Linked DNA regions of Homo sapiens: region 1 is linked to region 2. Evidence: chromatin contacts called from ENCODE Hi-C or POLR2A ChIA-PET data. All regions are on one chromosome and are shown on one strand. Each heading gives the region's core, a stretch centred on a gene start or an enhancer-like site at or near the end of the contact. The rest is flanking DNA. Distances are from core to core; before and after follow the strand shown.

Region 1 (2,708 bases), core at 54-2,553, 560 kb before region 2:
ATCTACCTCCTCAGGGGCCACGTCCGGGGCCCGGCCATTGCCCACCCCCCTCTCTGGCGGCGCTACCGCCGCCGCCTCCTTCTCCGGGGCCGCTTGGGCCTTTGGCTCCTCGGGCGCGGGGCTGGCTGCAGTTGCCACGGTGCTGCCATTCTCCAGGGCCGCGTGGACCGTAACCTCGGCCTGGATCACCTCCCCGGGCGCCGACTCGGCCTCCGACTCCCCGCTCTCCTCCACCTCCACCGGCTTAATCTTGCGCACCTCCCGGGGCTTGGGGGGCGGCCGGGCAGGGGCCACTCGGTGCTGCGGGGGCTGCTGCCCTGCGGGGCATCGCTCTTTCTCGGCCGGGGCATCCCCCGACGGGGCGGGCGGCGGCGGCGGCGGGGGCTGGAACACCCGGGACCGCTTGCTGACCAGCTTCGAGTTGACCTGGGGAACCCCTGCGGCCCTGGGGAGCCCGGGCCCGCGGTGGAGGCCGGTCCTCGAGTCGGCCTTCTCGAAGACGGCGCTGAGCTGGCTGACCGTGGGGGACACGGCGTCAGCGTCCAGCTTGTCCAGCGCCTCGGTGCTGCCGTTGAAGCGCACCACGACGTCCAGCTTCCGGTCCTGCAGGCCGGCGCGCTCCTGCCTCAGCAGCCGCCGCGCCGCGGCCTCCTTGTCGCCGCCTGCGGCCGCTGGGGCGCTCCGTTCGAACAGCTTCCGCGTCTCCTGCAGCCGGGACGGCGGGTGCGGCGGCGGCGCAGGCTGCGCGGAGGGCGCGGGCTTGGAGTCGAAGCGGCTCACGCGCTCCGACACGCTGGTGCCCAGCTTCAGCAGGGCGCTGTGGTCCACGTTCTCGTTCAGGCTGCTGGCCCGCGGCAGCGACAGGCGCACGCCGCGCTCGGACGCCCGTGGGGCCTCGGCCAGGCCCGCGCCGCCGCCCGCCTCGCCCGAGGGCCCCGCCGTCGTGCCCATCTGCAGGAACATACTTTTGATGCGGTGGACGTTGGAGCCATATTTCTTGTGGTGGGCCCCCTTGGGTGCCTCGTCGGGCCCGGGCGCGTCGGGCGGCTTCAGCGCCTGGATGCCCGCCTCGTAGGCGCTGCGGTGCGGGGAGGCGCTCCGGAGGGGACCCCCGGGCCCCCGTGGCTCCGTCTTCATCATGGTGGGGGGAGCCGGGTTCGCATGCCCCTGCTCCCCGCTCCCCCGCTTCAACAGGCGGCTGGCCAAGTCGGGACCACCGCCCCCTCCCCCCGATAAAAGAAACCCCGAAGGCCTTTTTTAGGGTCCCCCCAAAACCAAGCTGCCAAAAACAGTTAATCCCGCTTTAAAAAAAAAAATGAAAAAAAAAAAATCTCCAAGCGCCCTGTGTGTGGGTCGCCTCCCCCAATCAAGCTGCCGAAGACAGCCAGCCCCGCTTCAAAAGCCCGAGCGGCCTGGTACGGTCGCCCCCACCCAAATTAGCAAAGCGGCGTCTGGGGCCGGTGGGAGCGCGCGCCCTGCCCGCGAAGCAGCCGCGGTGTCGCCGGCTCACATCGTCCGAGACGGTGTCAGCGGGGCTGGCAGCCCGGGCGTCCCCCAGTCCGGCCGGAGGCCTCGGCTCTCGGGGGGCCCGGCACCCCAACGCCCATGGCTGCTCCGCCGGCCCGGGCCGCTCCGCCGCCGCGCCTCCCTCCCTCCCTCCCTCCCCCCCGTGCCCCGAGCCTCGGTCTTTCTCTGGCTTTGCCCGAGCGGCGGCTGCCGGAGACCGAGCGGCTGCCCTTCTCGCAGCCGCCGCTGGGGGACTGGCACCTCTGGGTCCTAAAGGGATCGGATTTCCGGGGCCGGAGCCTGTGAGCCCTCCCCTTCCCCTCCACCCGAACGGATCCCCTCCCCTCCCCAGCCCTCGCGGAGAGCCTTCCGCTGCCCCCGGACGTTGGCCAGCACTCTTCAACCTGCTTCCATCACAACTTCTGACTGCGGTCACAACCCACAGAACCGCACCTCCATGAAATATTGGGGGGAGGCAGTACATCCACGATGGTCTCAGTGTGAGGGGAGGGGGTTTGTAGGGAGGGGCAGAGGTTCATTCTTCAGTGTCCTCGGAGCTAGCTCTTCGGTGTGCTTCAAGCCTTTAGCATCAGAATCGCTGGGCACTTGGTAAAAATGCAGATTTCTGGGATCTCTCTCGAACCTTGTGAAGGAGAATCTCCGAGGCTGAACCCAGGAATCTGCATTTTAACACTTCACTACAGGCAATCTTTGGCCCCCTTGGAGGTGTGAAACCTTGGTCCAGCGCTGGTGACCTTTCGATGGTGGGGGAGGGGTGGTGAAGAAAGGAGGTGAACCCCGTCATCCAAGTAGCAGGGGATCACCAAAACTGCCGAAGTCTGGAAAGGATGTCCTGTCGCCTGTCTGCTGTGCACCCGTCTTCAGGCCCCTACCCTGGCACTCCTGCCTCTCAAACCGGAAGGAAGGGTTTGGGAGCAGGAATTCGAGAGGCCTGGGGCCAAAGTTTCGCCAGTGAGAGCTCTAACTTGGGTCTCTGATTTAAAGGATCCTGGCCACTGTGTTCCGGTTGGGGTGGGGGGGTGGGGAGGGTGACAGTGACTTACACATCCCCTGTCCTGGCAACCCAGAAAGCTGTTTGATGCCCTCTGCACCCCCCGCATACACAGCTAGGGTGCTGGCGCTGCCTGGGCCCTGGGTGTGAGAGTCCGCCCTCTGGACAGGTCCAGGTGAGCTGGTTCATT
Region 2 (2,808 bases), core at 98-2,597:
ACATCTAAAGTCTTGGGTGACATTCTGTATTTGAAATTGTAATAAGAAAACTGGCCAGGAACGGTAGGCTCACATCTGTAATCCCAGCACTTTTGGAGGCTGAGGCGGGTGGATCACTTGAGGCCAGGAGTTTGAGACCAACCTGGCCCCATCTCTACCAAAAATACCAAAAAAAAAAAAAAAAAAAATTAGCCGGGTGTGGGGGCGCGTGCCTGTATTCCCAGCTATTTGGGAGGCTGTGGCAGGAGGATCACCTGAGCCGGGGAGGTAGAAGTTGCAGTGAGCCGAGACTATGCCACTGCACTCCACCCTGGGCGACAGGGCAAGACCCTGTCTCAAAAAAAAAAAAAAAAAAAAAAAAAAAAAGAAAGAAAATAATCGATAGGATAAACAAATGAGTTTTCCCTCAAACAGGCAACTACAGGCAGCAGCAGCAAATCGGTTGCAGTGAAACAACAGAGAAGCAGAATGGTGATGCAAATGTGTTTTTTTTTCCTGGTCTTGGCTAAGGAAATCGTGCTAGTTTATAAAATTCATATTTGCTCAGTTGCTTATGCTTTTAGCTCTGCAAGATGCGTTCTCCAGAAGCACCTACGGCAAATTAACTCAACACTCGAATTGGGGTGAGCTCCAACGCATAGTCGCTGAGAATCACTGCCTCCAGCACCGCTCTGACCAAGTGAGCCGGGAGCGCGGGGGAAGGGGGTAGGGCACCAGAGTCCCAGTGGGCGCTGCCCCGAGTGGACCACGTGGGCCGGGATTTGGGCAGGACGCGCTCCCGACCGCACGAGGCATGGGGGCCAGGGCTGGCCTCAAGAGAGCACAATCTCGGAGGCCCGAGGTGGCAGGCCTCGCCGTAGCCAGGCGTCCCGCGCTGGGCCCAGGTCGCGACTGACTGCCCCACGCCTTCCGACCGGCTGCCCTGACCCTAGGCCTCCCCCGCTCCCCACTTACCAGCCGTTGACCTCATTTTGGGAGTTCACATCCACCCCGCTCTCCACCAGTTTCTGCACCTCCCGAATGTCCCCTAAGGCCGCGGCCTCCCGCAGCCTCTCCTGCTGCTCCTTCTGCTCTAGGAGGGCGTTCATCTTCCCACAGCCCCAGGCCCCCGCCCAGGCCCGCCTGCCCCGCCCCGCCCGGGGCCTGTCAGCGCCGCCGCCGTCGCCGCGGCCCGCTCCCGGCCATGGGGAGGGAGCGCGGAACTCGCCCGCCCTGCTCGCGCCGCTGCCCGCGCCCGCCCCGGGACTTCCGCTCCCTCCCGCGGGCCGCCCCTGCTGCTCCCGGCCCGCAGGCCCAGGCCTCCTCCCGGGCCGCGCCTCCCGAAGGCCGGCTCCGGGGGACCCTGTTCAGTGTGACAACGCTGACCCAGATATTTTCCGTTCCGACCCGGGGCTCCGGCGCCCGGGCTGGCTGTTTATGTAACTACTGCACAATATTATATGCCATGATTCATTGACTATTTTTAGACTTCCCCACCCCGCAGTTTCAAGGGAGGAGGACAAGACACATGAAAAGAGAAAAAAGCATAGCTGAGGGCCAGAAAAGCCTTATCCTCTGGTGCAGGCTGTTTACCAGGCATCCAAAATAATTGGTGGGTTCTTTTTATTGGGATTTGGGGTTTTTTTGTTATTTTCCCCCAGTTTGGTTGGCTCCTTTTCCTTATCTGAGCCAATTCGTGCCCAGCAGGATGGGGAAATGGGCTGAAAACGATCCTACTATAATACGCCCATTATTACAGAGATAGATTAGACTCTTCTTCTTTTTGACAGTGCTTGGGGACAATTCAGTTAGAATATTTATTTCAATTGTTGTTGTTTTACATCTCATTTTAGACAGGATTTCTTCTAACCTGGCTTTCAGGAAAAATATTTATATTGTGCTCACAGTTTATGAACTGTAATTACTGCTTACAGATTGTAATTAGTTACTCTTCATGAAGGCCATATAAGGAGAAAAGAAAGGAAAAACACCAAAGAGGCTTTGGAGGTGTCCTGGTCCTGATTCCAAGTGCTCTGGGAAGAGCTGTGGTGTACATGTAAACAGCATTTTGCTTCACTTCTTGCCCGATCTATCTAATGAGGCTCAGAGCCTCAGTTGGCACTGTTTTATACCCAGTGGGAGAAAAAGGAAATATTGTTTTGTTGAGCCCAGGTGCCCTGAAGAGATCCTCCGATGTGGCACAGGATGGAACTTTACAGATGGGGTCAAGATTAAGGAAATAGCCCTGGGGAGGAAGGGAGGAAGGCCTGAACAAGGAGAGATGAAATAGGAAGGGATAAATTTAGGCATGGAGTTTTCATTTCCGTCTCTTGGGGCTGCTGGGATCTGCACAGCAAGCATTTTTCTTGCTACAGTTTAAGAAAAACCAATGTCTGTTTGTTTAGTATGATACAGTAATTCACACAGTACACAGTGCACACCAGGTGGTGCTGAATATAAACTGACTACACACTTAAATTGACCCCCATGGCAAATTGTAACCCTGCTTGAGCTTACATTTTCATTTGTTCCCCCAATTTAAATTTTAATTCTCACATCCAGCATGATACTCTATCTGAAACTGATGTGTATGGCACTGGATTTGAGTCCTTCAACACAATTTCAGTGACATGGGAGTAGGTAGTGGCTTGTTGTTTTTGTTTGCTTGTTTTTGAGACAGAGTCTCACTCTGTTGCCCAGGCTGGTGTTCGGTGGGGCGATCTCTGAGCTCCTTGCAACCTCTAAGTCCAGGTTCAGGCAATTCTCCTGCCTCAGCCTCCCGAGCAGCTGGGATTACAGGCCTGTGCCACCATGCTCGGCTAATTTTTG

Evidence for each region. Hi-C counts contacts between places; a loop is a spot of excess contacts on that map. ChIA-PET counts read pairs that join two places held with the same protein, here RNA polymerase II (POLR2A). Pooled maps may share reads with other maps.
Region 1: a loop to region 2 is called in a map of naive thymus-derived CD4-positive, alpha-beta T cell, with 4 times the contacts of the local background. The contact joins the promoter of PPP1R9B here to the promoter of ANKRD40 in region 2. A Hi-C loop is called at or near these places in 1 of 168 maps with a recorded cell type or tissue (naive thymus-derived CD4-positive, alpha-beta T cell), 4 of 37 single-sample maps with no recorded cell type and 12 of 50 pooled maps. POLR2A ChIA-PET finds 5 or more read pairs at or near these places in 2 of 52 experiments (OCI-LY7 and activated B cell).

The regions. Positions count from the first base shown.
Region 1 is chr17:50,149,374-50,152,081 of GRCh38, forward strand. PPP1R9B (protein phosphatase 1 regulatory subunit 9B) reads right to left here and starts at 1,304. Exons shown (of 10, transcript NM_032595.5): 1 at 1-1,304. The coding sequence starts at 1,140. All of the region lies in intron 1 of LOC124904025 (a long non-coding RNA gene), which reads left to right. RefSeq lists silencers at 656-765, 1,415-1,504, 1,575-1,664 and an enhancer at 1,675-1,969.
Region 2 is chr17:50,706,567-50,709,374 of GRCh38, forward strand. ANKRD40 (ankyrin repeat domain 40) reads right to left here and starts at 1,348. Exons shown (of 5, transcript NM_052855.4): 1 at 955-1,348. The coding sequence starts at 1,088. RefSeq lists silencers at 684-953, 1,084-1,293.